Regions from separate parts of the Homo sapiens genome. Here region 1 is linked to region 2. Evidence: chromatin loops called from intact Hi-C (ENCODE). Cell type or tissue: heart left ventricle. All regions are shown on one strand.

Region 1 (8,000 bases), 160 kb before region 2:
GAAGGGGAGGGAGGCTGACAGGGGTGGGTTAAGGAGCGGCCACCGCTATGTGCAGCTGGGGTCCGTCCTGCTGGGGACCCTCGGAGTGACCTTGAAGGGCACATCCCACTGCCAGTACCCAGAGGGTGAGGAAGTTGGGTGATCATGCACCCGCTCTGGCCCTTTCTTGGCTGGGGGTCACTCCTGGGGTGTTAATGACCCTGCGCTTGCACCTTCCCCACACGTGGCCTGCGGCAGCACCTGCACGGTCAGTCACCTTTGGGTGCAGAGGACAGTGAGCCACTGGTATGGATGGGCACCGCTGGTGGGTGCCCTGGGGTGACCAAGGGGGCGGGGTTAGGGCTCCAACAGGGCCTGCCCTGCCTCAGTTTCCTTATTTGTTTGAAGGACTCTAGGGGGCCACGGGAGATAGCAGTATGGAGCAGTTTGTTTAAAAACCAGATATTCCCACAGTGGCAGTGTGATGGGACCATTGCTAAAGCCAAGCCTGCATTGCTGGAATTCCCGAGGGGTTTGGCCGGTTATCAAGACAGACAGGTCGATCAGCAATCTGGGTTTCCGAAATAAGAAAAAATAAAAAAAGCCATGCTGGGTAGAACCTAACAGGCAACTCCAAGCTGCTAATGGTCCACAGAGCTGTGCCTCATCCCTCGAGCTGGCCGCCTGGTTTCCACCTCAGTTTCCTGTGGCTACGTGAGGACGCTCCCTAGGGCACTATCAGTTCCCGAGGGGCATCATCCGAGAAGAGGGCCTCCCTGATGGAGTGCAGGGACGGCATGCTGCGCCAGGCAGGGCCCGAGCACCTGTGGCCTTTGGACAGAGCTGTGCTTGGGCCTCGCTGGCCTGGAGGGTCCCCCCACGTGGTCGCCTGGAGCCCCTGGGCAGCTTCCGGCTGCACCATGGCTCTAAATGGCTGTGCACTGGTCGGGAAAAGGGGCAGGCAGAATCCCTCATTCGAGGCAGGTGGGCTGTATACAACCCAAAGTGTATCAGGGAAGCCGGAGGGTGGAGCCCCTCCCCAAACAGTCAGCACTGCAGTGGGGGAGAGGGGGAGGGAAGGCCTCGAGTGGAGGCTGTCCTTTTTAGTTGTAGGGGAAGGAGAGAGGAGGCTCTGGGCCAGGGCTGCTGGTTGGGGGCTGCCCCACCTTTCATAGGTGTTGATGTCAAGGGTCTAGACTCCTCTACCCCTGGTTAGGGGACAGTTGGGGCCATGTCCCTGGCACCTTGGCCTCTCTGGCCCTAGGATGCCTCTCCTGGAAACAGCATTGCTCACCACCTGGGAGGGCCTGGTCAGCATCTGGTGCCGGCAGGAGGCTGAAACTAAGCAACTGACTTCTCTCTACAGTAACACAGGGCCCCGCTGTGCTGGTGACCTTCAGGAGGACCTGGACTCAGTGTGCGTGCCCCGCCCACCTTGCCCTCTGTGACAAAGTCTGAGGGTGCTTAGGGGCCACGACCACGCCCATGTGGGTGGGTGGCTTGGGAGGGCTCAGGGGGAAGGGTGGGGGAGGGCTGGCTTTTGAGGGCAGTGGGTTCCCATGCCCAGCCCCATGAAGGACGGGGTTCACGGAAGACCCCAGTATCGCAAGTCTGTAGCCAGCACGGGGGGCCTGCATTCCTTCTGCAGGAGAAGCACGAAAGAGCTATTCTTCTCAATTCGCCAAGGAGGAAACTGAGGCCCAGCAGGGCAGGAGAGCCCGGGTTACAGCGCAGGCGGGAGGCTGAGCTCAGCCTCAAGTCCCATCTGCACGCCCAAGGTGCGGCCCCCCTTAGTAGGAGCCGCGACTAAGGGTGACGCTGTTTCTCGGCCCAGGTATGTCATCTCGCTGAGTCCCCACAAGCTGACCCTATGAGGGGGTTACTATAGTTAGGTCCATTTGACCTGGAGGAAACTGAGGCTCCCACGGGTGAGCTGCCCAGCTCAGTGGCCCTGAGTACCAGACTCCTGCTGGCTGACCCCAGTGCAGGGCTCTGTCTCTGGTGCTGAGGGGCATGGGGAGAGTGCAGCAATTTAGCAGGCCTCAGTTCTGTCCCAGCCTGGGGCAGTGGTTAAGCAGGGCCAGTAGAGACAGCAGATAAGCACAGGCTAGTCGGGAGGTTTGGGCAACACCAGGCCACAGGTATGTCTGGACAGTGTGGGGCAGCAGGTGAGGCCAGCCCAGGACAGGGCACTGGCTTCATGGCAGGCCGTGTAGTCAGCCAGACCTGGGTCTACATCTAGGCTTGGCCCCTCTCCAGCTGCAAGGCCTGGGGGAGGCTCTGGACACTCTGAGCCCCAGGGTTGGTTTCTGCTAAATGCGGAGCAGCGGGAGGCTTCACTGAGGGGATGATGGTCTCTGCTAAGCTCAGCACACACTGACCAGAACGTGCCAGGATGGACGCTCCATCTAATTCTGGGGCCAGGCACCTGGGAGCCATCCCCGTCACCCTGATGGCCACCCAATGGCAGATACGCTTTCCCCTCAACATCTCAGGGAGGTCAAACAAGGGCAGGGTTACAGGGAGCTGGTGACTAAAGGTGCTTTTCTCTCCCCATGGCTGAGGGGGCAAAAGAGCCCGACCGGAAGCTGCTCTTGGAAGACAGAAGCCCATGTGCAGGGAATGTGCCAGTGCCCAGCAGGTGAATGCAGGGTCTCGAGGGGTCGGAGGGCACACCTGCCTGAGTCCCAGGTGCGCCTGAGGGCTTCGGCTATTCCTCCTCATCTCCTCCCCATACTGCCTTCCCCAGTCTCCTCTCCCCCTCCCCCAGGCCTTCCCCAGTCCCTCCTCCTTGCCTTTGCAGACACTGTGTCCCTCCCTGTACGCCCTTTCTGTCCTTCTCAGCCCTTTGTAATTCAACCTGGTTTTCAGGGCACAGGGCAAATCCAGCATCCTCTGGGATCTGAAGGTGGCCAGCCCCTCTGGCCTCTGCAGGTCTCTCTGTGCTGGGACTGCCTCTGAGCCATCTACCCACAAGTTCTTAACTTGCAAATTAGCCCCAAAGCTGGATGGCAGGACCCCGGAGGCCTGGCCAGGGACTGTCTAGAGATGTGTTAGGACAGAGCTCCAACCTGACCTCAGTACACAGGGACTGAGAACCTGGTTGGGGCTCCATAAACACTCCTGGTTGGCAGGGATAATGATAATAGCAAACAAATCCTTAGAGACAGGGAGGAAATTCCACAGGGATCCCTCCAAGCCAGAAAGCAGGGAAATTACACTAAGGAGTGGCCAAAAATCCTCTATCAAGTTGAAACAGGGAAGGCTACCAGGTTCAATACGAACCCCCATCATCTGTCCACTGGGGGCCTATCAAGGGACACACCTACCCTCAGGGGCCTACAGTCTTTGGGAGAGCAGAAACATCATCTAACTTCCCATGCATGGTGGAGGGAGAGACAGCACTGGGGCCTGATCAAGAGTGGGCATCCTCCTACCTGTGTTCAAACACCAGCTCTGCCACTCACCAGCTGTGTGACCCCAGGCACACAGCTTCGTGTTTTTGTCTCTCCATATCCCTAAGACCTACCTCATGTTATATGACCTCCCTCATGGGGTTGCTGGAAGGATGAAACCTGTTAATATATCTTGTAAAGAGTTTCCAACAGGGCCTAGCATAGAGTGAACCTTCAACAGAAGTTTGCTCTAATTGGGAACTGAGACACACGCACATAAAGAACTAGGGGAGGACAGGGGAAAAAAAATCTTGTGGCCAGAGTGGACCACAAGTGAAAGATGGTAGCAGTGCCAAATCCAGACTTTAAAAAGTTACAAAAGGAGCTGGATGTGATGCTGGGACCAGCAGGAGGCAGCACCAAGCACAGGTGTGGGAGTCCCAGCGCCTGACTCTGTCACTGATTTGCTGTGTGACCCTGGATAAGCTGCTTTGTCTGTTTAGGTATTAGTTTTTAAGGTGTGGGCTCTCTCCCGTCTACACTCTAAAAGGCTGGGAGGCTCCTAGGGTCTGGAGAGCAATCCTGAGCTGGGCTTGGAGAGAGTCGGGAGGTGAATGCATAGCAAGGACCAGTGCGTGTGACTTTATGGTGCCCTTCCACGGAGCAGTGGAGTGGGTGCCTTTCTTGTGTAGAACGGGACAAAAAGGCAAAGATGTAATTGCAGTGGGAGGGATGTGGGTGAGACTTTGTGCATAACTTCCAAATTCGAAGGCCTGGGAAAGCTTCAGAACATTTCTGTTTCTGTATTCTTAAGAAAGGGGCAAGCAACCCCTCGGTGCACCTTTGCTGAGGGTAAGGAGTTTCTTATTCATCTTTTCTTTTGAGACGAATTCTTGCTCTGTCGCCTAGGCTGGAGCGCAGTGGTGCGATCTTGGCTCACTGCAACCTCCACCTTTTGGGTTCAAGCAATTCTTGTGCCTCTGCCTCCCAAGTAGCTGGGATTACAGGTGCATACCACCATGCCTGGTTAATGTTCATAATTTTAGTAGAGACTTGGGTTTCACTATGTTGGCCAGGCTGGTCTTGAACTCTTGACCTTAGGTGATCCACCAGCCTCGGCCTCCCAAGGTGCTGGATTTAGAGGTGTGAGCCATGGCACCCAGCCCTCTTATTCATCTTTTTGATGGTTAGCACTGAATATGTGGTTGCTGAATGAATGAATGAATGCAGGCATGTGTGAATGAACAACAGAGGCTGGGTCTTGTATACTGTGGCTGGCTGTGGCCATCAGATCCAAGGATACAGAAGCTGAGACCCAGGCAGGCCAGCAACTTAAACACCACAACCCCCAACTGGGAGCCTCAGTTTTCTCATCTGTGAGATGCCGACAAAGACATCTGGACTTAGGTCACAGGATTCTTGTGGGGATAAAATGTGATCGATGATCTGAAGGTATTTTGAAGACTTCCTTCTGCATAACTGAGGGAGGTACTCCTGGAAGGTGCCTCCCTAAGGAAGATAGGAATATGGTGGAAGAGAAATACTTCCCTGAGGCCACATGGGAAAATGTGAAGGACAAAGGTTCCCTTCACAGCAGGAGTGTCCTGGAAGACCTGTCCCAGGCGCCATGAATGGCAGCCTATATCTGGTCCACACCTGCCTCTATGAACCCCTTCCTCAAACTCCAACAAAAGGGCAGAAGGGGGAAAGCAATCCTATGTCCTTTAACCTTTAATACTGTCCTGGGACTCTGGGCTCTGGTTTCTTCCGCTGGTCTCTGGAGTTGGTACTCCAGGAACTGAATTCATATCCATATGAAATATCTTGATCACTCAAGGGAATCTACAATGTTCACTTTCTCTGAAAATGGGCTAAATGAAATCAGTGGCCTGTAAAATTTCTTTTGGTTTTGAGACTCTTCAAATTATAGTTAAGAAGGGAACATCAGTTTTAAACTTCCTTTGTCTTCTAAAAAAATTTTAAAACCAGGTCACTACATATCAATGTACGATTATGGGGCACGTTCCATAATCTACAAGCAGATCATCTCCCACAGCAGATAAGCCAGGAAATACTGGGCAGATACCAGCAAATCAGGTATCTCTGGAGTGTCTGGGCTTGTTTGGGGCACACAGATCCCAGACCATGGACAACCACCAGTTTCAAGGAAGAAAGTAGAAACACTCAAAGATTAACAGAGGGAAATGGAAACAAATTGCATTCAACCTGGCCTCTGGCTTTCAAGTCATTTCTTCTTATATCTCTGCACAGAAACAATGAAGTCATTTCCACCCTTGAACTTGGGAATGAAGAGAGGCAAAAGTCACAGGCTGGGAACCGCAGCCTGAATTGGATGAACTTATCTTGTGGTTGACTTGTGCATGTATGAGTTTCACACCTGAGAACAGGATAGGAACTTTTGAAATGCAGCCCACGCCCTCTGGCCCTCGTGTGTACAGAGCCGCCTTCGTTGGGTGACTCAGGGTAATGACTGAGCAACAACTGTTGGCTTGAGTGGTGCCGGGGATGCCCTGGGAGGCTCTCCCTGCCATGCTGCCTGCCCTGCACCAACAGGCCCCTGCTCCATGGCTGCAGCCTCCAGCCTGTCTGGCCATCTACCGGCAGATGCTGCTCCCAGGGTCTGCCTCCCACAGCGCGCGCCTCTGATTCAGCCTTCCAAGCTCACAAAACAAAGTATGTGTAACGGAAGTGTTGTGTGGAACCCAGGAGCTGATGGTCTCATCTGGGCCCAGCTGCCTCTTTGCAGACTTTATGGCCTTCACCTGGGTTTGCAGGAGGCAGATAGTTTCTGGGTCTGGATAAGCAATGGGTCCTGGAACAAAAACTCTAGAGACCGGGGGCTATTCATGACAGGCTCCATTTCTTATTGAACATTCAGTTCACCATCAGGTCTTGTCTAGTCTACCCCCAGAGCATCCATTTCTCCATCACCTTGGCCACCACTACCATCCCCTGGCTCCTGGCTGGTACCTCCATGGTCCCACCTTTGGGACTTTGAGTATGCAATGTTTTTGAAAGACTCAGTCCCTACCCATTATGGGTAGAATTAGCTCCTTCTCCAGAATGTTTATTCTTCAGGCAGGCTTTCTGCAGCTACCTGGTCTGTGTCCTGGGCCCTTCCTAACTGTCCTCCCAGCTGATGGGTGACTTGGAGCTGGTCACCTGCCCCTCTGGGCCTCAGTCTCCTTGCCTGTAGCAATAGCACCTACCTCACACGTTGTGAGAGTTCAATGAGCTAAGACACAGCACTGGCCCAGCACTATGGAATAGTCCCTGTCACTGCCGTGGATAACGGGTAACGTTCCATCACCATTTCTTAAGTAAGCTCCAGATGGGCGGAGCCTTCCCTGTCTCATTCTTTGAGGGTGCCCAGGGGCCAGCATGGCCTGGCACATGGCTTTGATCAAATGGCAATCCCTGAGCTCCTCCGGCCAGTCCTGTGAGTCACAGGTAGACTCCCTCTCCATCTACACCTGTTCCCAGTGCTCCTGGCAGCTCTGTGCAATCTCATTTCCTGAAGAGATGCCCCCAGGCCACCCCCCTCCACTGTGACCCAAGGGGTGCAAGGCCTGACCAAGGCCAGAGTCCCTGCTGTCGCTGGAACAGAGACTCAAAGCAGGAGCTTTGCTCCCGCTTCATTCCCTGCCTCTCTGTGAGCTCCAGAGACTAGAGGGACAGGCCAGGGCCATCCTCATCCTGCTTGAAGCAGCCCTGCTGGGCCTGACGCCTGGGGAGGGGCTTTGATGGGGTCTGCATGGGAAGAAGGTAGAAGGGAGCTTCTGTCCTTAGGTCCCACAAATTGCTGCTGAGAGCTTCCCTCACCCCAAGAGGAGATAGCCAGTCCCAGCCCTGTCCTATCCTCTTCCGGCAAACTTTGTCCTTCAAGCCAAACCCTTCCTGGGAGAATTCTGCCCCCCTCTCTAAAACATAGGGTTACCTAGACCTCTGGGTCTGGCCCTGGGGAGGGTGGTGGGGATATTGGGGACCTCAGGATGGGGTCCCCAACTTACATGACTGGCTTCCAACCAGTGCCCCCACCTGAACCAGGCCTGGGCGCCCAGGGGAGACAGGGGCGAGGGTAGAAAGCAATCTCCAATGATTGACACCCTGGGCTTTGAGAGTTTCGGTGCCAATGCCAGGGTACCAGGCCCAGTGCCCTGGGCACAATATGCGTTTCTGGCAAGTGAGGACTCGGGACTCTGGCCCCAGAGGATAGTGAAGCAGTGGGGCCTGGCAGTTACCATCATCGTGGAGTGGCGACCAACTTGGCCTTCACCCAAGACCCCCACCATCACCCTCACCCTGGCTGCCCCAACAGGTACCCCTGGCCGCGAGCCAGGAAGGGAAGGTCCCATCCAGGGCGCCAGCCGTGAGCTCTTGGTTGGGCTCCGAGCTGCAGCCCCGGGTGAGGCGGCTTCGGGGCCGCAGAGCTCCGAGGCCGGGCCATGCCTGGGGGCCCGGCGCTGCGCTGGGCGGAGTGGGCGCCGCGCTCGGAACGCTCAGAGCGCAGGCGGGGCGCACGCACTTGGCCAGGGCCGGCGCGCCCTTCCCGGCACGCACGTGCGCGGGTGGGCGCCGCGAACCCTGCGCGGAGGGTGCGGCCCC
Region 2 (8,000 bases):
GAGGGGCCAGCCCTGCTGGAGCTGTGCCCTGGGCTCCCCCCGCTGGCCTGAGATCCCCACTCCTTAGCCACGTAGAGAAAGTGGGGAGGGGTATGGTGACAGCGGGAGGTGCCTGAGTCCCTGGAAGGGGCAGCTGCGGAGCCACCCATCATGAGTCACTTTCCCATCTTCTCCTAAAGGCACATACCCCACGCCGACCCCGCAGACAGCAGGGCCCCACTTTCCGCACCCCATGATCCAGAAGGCGTGGCTCAAGCCGAGTCCTGCCCTGGGCGGGTGTAGAGATGCCAACACCCACTTCACACCATCCCTGCCTGCTCCCCAGTCCCGGGGCACACCCCGAACTTTCCAGCCTCCAGGCCTTGTCTGTGCTGGGCCCCTCACTACCCAGAAACGCACTGTCTCTTCCTCCCATAGCTGAAATCCAGCCACCAGGGAGCCCCAGGGTCCTCGTGCCGCCAGCCCTGAACCTTGATTTTCATTTTTCTTGTCTCCCAGTTGGACTGTGAAGCCAGCGAGAGCATGGGGGCCTGGCTGTCCTGCCCCAGCCTTCCTCGGGGTGTCCTGGCTCTGTCCCGTGAGCTGCGTGACACAGGCCCACCCACAAGTGGCGTGACGCAGGCCCAGAGCCACAGGCTGGACAGCTCCACTCCCCAGGACTCACGCCGTGGATGTCACGAAGCTTCACTTGTCTCCACAGAATAAAATCCAGCCCGAGGTCTGGTTCCTCCTGGGGTTCAAGGGACATCCAATCTCTCCCCAGCAGGGGATCAAAGGCCTTGGGTAGGGTTTTTTAACCTGTGGTGCTCTCGGCAGGATGCCCAGAGCCTCCCCCTTGGTCCTGCTGCCTCTCGGTGACTCCCGGTGGCCCCCTCCGGAGAGGCCACAGCCCTTTACCCTCCTCCTTCTCTTGGGACACCCCCTTTCCCAGGCTGAGCCCAGCCTCTCTGGGTCACCCCAGCTTTATTTCTTGTAGGGCAAGCAGATCATTTTATTTTTGACCGAAGGGCTCCTGAAAAGCCAGGATGCCATGAGCAGCCAGGACTTGGCCCTCCCCACCTTCCTAGGGGTGGCAGGGGGTTGGTGTCTCACTGATTACCCGACCTGACCCTAACCTCATGTATTGGAGTGAACAGTGAGTAGGAACTTCAGAGGCAGCTCCGAGTCCTCAGAACACCCTCAGGGAGGCTGTCCTGCCACACTGCACCTTGAGAAGTCTGGAGCCCTGAGTGGCCCGGCCTGCCTGTGTCATGCTGCTGATGGGCAGAGCCAGGGAGCAGCCCCAAACCCCAGCCCAGGCCCTCGCTGAGGAGCACCGGGCTCCCAGGGACTCATCTGAGGGCTGTCCCCAAGCAGAAGGCAGCTTGGGCACTGATAGCCTCTGACAGCCTCCCCCACCCTCCTGCACCTGTGGCTGCTGCAGGCCGCGGTGGGCCCCGCTCCTGGGGCAGCAGGAGGACCCCACCTGGTACCCGCCACATTACCCTATTGATGCCACAGGGCTTCGAATTCATGTCCCCCCGCCCCATGGCTGCAGGTTGGGGCTTCGGAGCTCAGTGGTTGCAGGCCCTGTGTGGCCACATCTACACTGAGGCTGCAGCACTGGGGCAGGGGCAGGTGCACAGACGTTTGTGGGAGGTGGGATCAGGCAATGCCACCCCGTCCATGCAGCTGGTGCATCCCCTGCAGCCCCAGCAGCTGAGGAAAATGTCGAGAAAGGACCTGGACCTCCTGGGGGACTGGCACACGCCAGCTGGAACCACTGAAGAAGCCCCATGGAAGCCGGCTGGGGAGAGGAGGTGGACCTGAGGGAGGACTCACCCCAGGAGGGAGGACTCAGCCTGAAAAGGGAGGACTCACCCAGAAGCGGGAGGGCTTACCCCAGGAGGGAAACTCACCTCAGGAGGGGAACTCACCCTAAGGAGGGGGACTCACCCAGAGGAGGGGGAACTCATCTAGAGGGGGGGGCACTCACCCAGGAGGGGAACTCACCCTGAGGAGGCAGGACTCACCTCAGGAGGGGAACTCACCCAGAGAAGGGAGGACTCACCTCAGGAGGGGAACTCACCCTGAGGAGGGGGAACTCACCCAGAGGTGAGAGGACTCACCCCAGGAGGGGAACTCCGGGTTGAGGAAGGAGGGGTCACCCTAGGAGGGGGAACTCACCCTGAGGAGGACTCACCCTGAGAAGGATGGACTTACCTCAGGAGGGAGGACGCATCCCAGGAGGGGGACTCACCCAGAGGAGGCAGGACTCACTCTAGGAGGGGAACTCACCGTGAGAAGGGAGCATTCACCCAAGGAGGGGGAACTCACCCTGAGGAGGACTCACCCTGAGGAGGGGGAACTCACTCAGAGGCAGGAGGACTAACCCCAGGAGGGAAACTCACCCTGAGGAGAGAGGACTCACCCTGAGAAGGGAGGACTTACCTCAGGAAGGAGGACTCACCCCAGGAGGGGAACTCACCCCAAGGAGGAAGGACTCACCCTGAGGAGGGAGGACTCACTCCAGGCAAGAGCTGGATGGCTGGTGACAGGCCCTGGAGCCAGCAGGGAGGGGCAGCTTTCCTGGGAGCTTGGTGACAAAACAGAGGACTATTCCCAAGAGCCCTGGAGGAGTGTGTACCTGTCTGTGTGTATGCATGTGTGGTGGAGTGTGTGCATGTGGGTGTCTGTGAACTGGTGTGTAAGAGTGTTCCCATTGCACTCATGTTCATGTGAGGACACATTGCACTTATGTGCATGTGAGCAGTAGTGTGTGCCTGTGTGCGTGTATACACGAGTGTGCGGGCACGTGTGTTACTTTGTGCCTGTGTGAGCTGCAGGGAAAGGCGCCTGTGAGTGAAGTGAAGGAGCCCTGGGGCCGAACATAGCACTGGGACTTGGTCACCCCAAGGTGGTGGCACCTCTGGGTCCCTCTCTGCGGGGAGGAAGCATGGGAACCGGGGGGTGGGAGCCGGCCCAGGAGGCCAAGATAGAGTGGCAGGGGAGGAGGGATGCCAAGATGGCCAGCCAGGGAAGAGGGGCGTGAAAGGAGGTGGGCACAGACTCGAGGCCACTGCTCGCTCCAGGGGCTCACAGGAGTTCGCGGTGGGGCCACTCAGATGTCCTTGGCCTGACCCAGGCTGAGAGGTCCGTCCCTCAGGGCCAGGGTTTCGTGACGCCGAGTTAATCCCAGGAGCCCACTCTTCCTTAGGTTTGTAAGAACAAGGAAGTGGGGCCTGGGAGGGCCAGGCAGGCTTTCTCGGCACCCCGTTCCCCATGAACCCGGAGCTCTGTCCTTTGGGGAGCAGCCCCCGCGGGACTCCCAGGAAGGCTCGGCCGGGAGAGGCGATGCTGCCCCCTGGCGGCGGGCCTGGCCCTGTCCCGCTTAGTGGAGTGACTGCCGCGTCTCTCACATTTTCTGTTGCGCAACTTTGCAGCAAGACCCCGGCGAGCTGAAATAGACGGTGCATTATATGCGAAGCCTTCCGGGCGCGAGCTGCCTGATCCCCCGGCCTCGCCTGAGGAGGCTTCTCCATGTGCAGGGGACATTGCTACATTTCATCCCCCACTCCCTCTAAGGCAGGGGCCGTCCGGACGTTTAGAGTGAGGACCCCGTTTCTCAGACTGGTCCTGGTCGCTCTGCCCGTGGATGCCAGAATCCAGATGTGAACCCCAATCTCTCCGCCTGACCCTACAGCCCAACTCTTCACATTGTATCGAGGGCGACAGAGGCTTCCAGGGGGAAAGGCCGTGTCAAACGCCCAGCACCGCAGGGTCACCCTGCCCCTAAGGCACAGTCCCTGGTGGTCCAAGGCCCTGGGGCATCCGGAGCCCGGGCAGACGTCCTCACGGGGTGGGGGTGGGGCGTGCTGAGGGCACCCAGGAAAGGGCCTGGCGTCTGGGACGTCTGGGCTGAGTCTTGGCTCTCCGCTGGGTGGCTGTGTTCCTCTGGCCGAGCGCCGTGGCCTTGCTGAGGCTCTGGGCCGGAGAGCTAAATGCCACGGCCTACCTGGCACCAAGGCTGGCTAGACGCTCCCGCGAGGGTCAGGCTCCTGCTGCAGCCAGTGCTCCCTGCTACAACAAATCCCAGGGGCACCCACTGTGTACCAGGTCGGTGGTCAACCAAATAATGGAACCCCCCACCAGTAATGGAATCCCCCACATCTTAGTGCCCAGGACCTATGAACATGTTCCCTTCCGTGGCCAAAGACATTCTACCGATGTCACGGAGCAAGGATTCTGAGGTGGAGATGATCCCAGACGGTCGTGGGTAACCTCCAGCTTCCTGTAAGAGGGAGGCAGGAGGGAGTCACAGAAAAGATGTGACAAGAAGAAGCGGGGGGGGGGGGGAGAAAGAGAGGAATAGAGGAGAGAGGGAGAGAGAGAGAAGAGAAGGGGGAGAGAGGGAGAGAGAGGGATAGAGGAGAGAGGGAGAGAGAGGGATAGAGGAGAGAGGGAGAGAGAGGGATAGAGGAGAGAGGGAGAGAGAGAAGAGAGGGGGAAGAGAGAGAGGGAGAGAGAGAGGAGAGAGGGAGAGAGAGAGGAGAGAGGGAGAGAGAGAGAGGGAGAGAGAGAAAGAGGAGAGAGGGAGAAAGAGAAAACAGAGAGAGGGAGATAGAGAAGAGAGGCAGAGAAGAGAGAGAGGGAGAGAGAGAAGAGAGGAGAGAGAGGGAGAGAGTGAGAGGAGAGAGGGAGAGGAGAGAGGGAGAGAGAGAAGAGAGGGAGAGACGGGGGAGAGAGAGAGGGAAACGGAGAGAGAGAGGAGAGAGGGAGAGAGAAGAGAAGAGAGAAGGGGAGGGGGCCAGAGAGGGAGAGAGAGAGGAGAGAGGGAGAGAGAGAGAGAGGAGAGAGGGAGAGAGAGGGAGAGGAGAGAGGGAGAGAGAGAGAAATAGAGAGGAGAAAGGGAGAGAGAGGAGGGAGAAGAGAGTGGGAGAGAGAAGAGAAGAGAGAGAAAGAGAGGAGGGGAGAGGGGGAGAGAGAGAGAAGCGGGGGAGAAGAGAAGAGAGGGAGAGAGAGAGAGGGAGGGGAGAGGGAGAGAGAGAGAAGAGAGGGAGAGAGAGAGGGAGAGGAGAAAGAGGAGAGGGAGGGAGAGAGGGAGAGGAGAGAGAGAGGAGAGAGGGAGAGGAGAGAGAGAGAAGAGAGGGAGAGAGAAAAAGAGAGAGGGAGAGAGTGAAGAGAGAGGGAGAGAGGCAGGGCGGAGCAGGGCAGGGCCAGGGCATGGCTCAGGAGAGAGAGGGAGAGGAGAGAAGGAGAGAGAGAGAGAGAGGGAGGGGAGAGAGGGAGAGATAGAAGAGAGGGAGAGAGGGAGAGGGAGAGAGAGGAAAATCTTCCCAGGAGGGGCAGTGCTGCTGACTTTGAAGATGGAGGAAGGGGCCACAAGCCAAGGAGCACAAGCTGCCTCTGGAAGCTGGAAAAGACAAGGCTTGGGTTCTCCTAGACTCTCCAGGAGAAATGTAGCCCTGCAGACACCTTGATTCTAGACTAGTGGCATTCCTTTTTTCTTCTTTTTTTTCTTTTTCTTTTTTTGAGACAGAGTCTTGCTCTGTCACCAGGGCTGGGGTGCTGTGGTGTAATCTCAGCTCACTGCAATCTCTGCCTACCAGGTTCAAGTGATTCTCCTGCCTCAGCCTCCTGAGCAGCTGGGATTACAGGTGCCAGCCACCATGCCCAGCCAATTTTTTGTATTTTTAGTAGAGACGGGTTTCACCATGTTGGCCAGGCTGGTCTTGAACTCTTGACCTCGTGATCCACCTGCCTTGGCCTCCCAAAGTGGTGGGATTACAGGCGTGAGCCACTGCACCTGGCTGAGATGAGGTTTTGCCATGTTTGCCAGGCTGGTCTTGAGCTCCTGACCTCAAGTGACCTGCCTGCCTCGGCCTCCCAAAGTGCAAGGATTACAGGTGTGAGCCACCATGCCCGGCTGATGAGCGGCATTTCTGACTTCCAGAACTGTCAGGAGAATCCACTTGTGCCATTTCCAGCCTGTAAGTTTGCAGGCATTGATTGCAGCAGCCGTTGGAAACAAACACATATCCCGTTCTAGGAAGGGATTCTGTGCCTTCTCAGTGAAAGAGGTCCCTTGGGACTGTTTCCTGTACTCCCAATGCCCGGAAGGTGGACTCCAGCCTCACTCTGCCCAGACCCCAAAGCTGGGGGAAAGAGGGGAGGGGGCCAGCTGGAGGCCTCTGGATGCCTTTCGGGGGGAAGTTGAAGGAGCCAGCGTTCTCCCAGGGGAAGCGAGGCAGCTGTGCCTGCTCCTGGCTGCCTGAGGACAAGGCGGAGGCTGGGGCTGGGGTCTTAGGGAGAGCGCTCCCCCATTCCCTGAGCCATGCCCCGGCCCTGCCCTGCTCCTCCCTGCTGGAGCCTGCCAAGAGTGACCCAGCCGGAAATCATAGAACATTCTTTTGGGATACGTTTTCTCCTATTTTTAAACTGTTGCTTTATTTTCTCATAATTTGTTGAATGTTTAACTTCAACATCAGAGGTGAAAAGGGGCCAGGAGCGAGGACACTGACCCGTCTGTCCTGCCCTCCCCACCCCCACCTCACTGGAAGCCTGGCTCAGAACACTCTTAGTCCCACTCTATAGGGGGTGGAGGGGTGCAGGGAGACACTGAGGCTTGGGGCGGAAGTGACTTGGCCCCCATCACTCCACTGCTGAAGCGGCAGGGGCTGGATCCTGGATCCAAGCCCAGGTCCCCGAAGCCACGTCCGGCTTTTCCCGGTGACACTGTGCTGCCCCCTAGAGGCGGTTGCTTTTCCAGAAAGTGCTAAGTGGACCTGAGCTGCAGGGCTCCCAGGGCAACCATGCCCTGCAGCCCCTGTGGTCAGCCCTAGGGCTCCAGCAGACCCCACGGGTCAATTGGGAATAAGTTTGCACCATGTGGAACACAGCCAGTCACAATGCGGGGCGACAGGGAAGAGCCAGCATCCCGTCCGTGGGGCAGGGTGAAAGCCCAGGAGACTGGGAACGAGGCTGTGATTCACTTCAACGAGGGGCCTTAAAAATATAGCAATGAGTGTCTAGTGCCTTGTTTGTTCAATGAATGTACTGAGTCCTGCTATGTCCAAAGGATGACTCAGACAACTTCTGGGGAGCATCCTGGGGTCCATGCCTCAGACCAACCTCTTACACCACCTCCACCTTCCTTCAACTTCTTTCCTCTTTGCTTTGGCTGCTAGGAAGCTCCCACCCAGTTTGTGTAAGTGAGGTCCAAAGCCTCTCCCCTTGGGCCCTGGAGGATGCCCTGTTCTGCTTTGGGCTTCTCTTTTGGGCTTCCTAGTACACTGCCTGTGCCTCCCAGCAGGCAGCAAGGAGCAGGGCAAGGGGAAGTCATGGTTGAGAAGCAGTCTCGGGGGCAGGGGGGTCCCGGGTTGGGTCCCAAGATGGAGGGCCCCCCCCCCACAGGCCACTTCTTGGCACCCGTGATTACCCACCTGGGCCTCCTGGTACCTCCAGGAGCCTGCTCCAGAGTCTGTCAAGGACACACAGATAAGATCTTGCCAGATAAGGATCCATTGACCCCGGGCATGGAAGGAGACAGCAGGGCCTCGAGCTTAACCACATCCTCCTGGCATCAGACCCACCTGGGAACAAAAATACCAGGTGTGGGTGGGTGTGGAGCCTCCGGAGACACTTCCCAGCCTGGCACAGCCCAGCCAGGACACCTCTCAAAGGTGAGGAGGAACAGGAAATTCCAAACCCGTCCCCACCCCGGAGTCAGCCTTTGAGTCCTTGCACCTTCAGCCGCAGCCTGACCTTCTGGGCCCTCAGTTTCTCCCCCTGTAAAGCAGAACCACAGCAAGCCCCCCACACAGGGGTGGAGAGGCTTAGGCGAGAGGGCCGTGGAGGTGCCGCGGAAACTGGAGGTGCTGCGCTGTCGGTGAAGGCCCTGGCCTCTTCTCCCAGGACTCTGCTAGAGAGAGCCGGCCCTCCTTAAGATGCCCAGCCCCCTCCCTGGCTGCAGCCTTCTGGGGCCTAGACAGGTAGAGGGAAGACAAGGCGCTGGCTCCAGC

What was found. Hi-C counts contacts between places; a loop is a spot of excess contacts. Peaks named below come from ENCODE experiments on the same cell type or tissue, not always from the same donor. Only the 100,000 strongest peaks of a DNase experiment are listed, where the experiment ranks them.
Region 1: it touches region 2 in a loop (4-fold over the local background); 36 of 110 quality-filtered maps call a loop at or near these places.

Annotation. Positions count from the first base shown.
Region 1 is chr11:70,078,816-70,086,815 of GRCh38, reverse strand. All of the region lies in intron 1 of ANO1 (anoctamin 1), which reads right to left. Among named protein-coding and RNA genes, the nearest start is that of ANO1, 4.5 kb to the right of the region's middle. In heart left ventricle, a CTCF peak has its summit at 3,747 (motif pointing right); DNase peaks (open chromatin) are centred at 2,265 and 7,740; H3K4me3 peaks cover 2,030 bases; H3K27ac peaks cover 1,018 bases; H3K27me3 peaks cover 1,182 bases.
Region 2 is chr11:69,914,355-69,922,354 of GRCh38, reverse strand. No RefSeq gene overlaps it. Among named protein-coding and RNA genes, the nearest start is that of FGF3, 99 kb to the right of the region's middle. In heart left ventricle, CTCF peaks have their summits at 3,140, 3,343 (motif pointing left), 6,533 and 6,735 (motif pointing left); DNase peaks (open chromatin) are centred at 584, 3,344, 6,234, 6,704 and 5 weaker places; H3K4me3 peaks cover 754 bases; H3K27ac peaks cover 5,159 bases; H3K27me3 peaks cover 1,226 bases.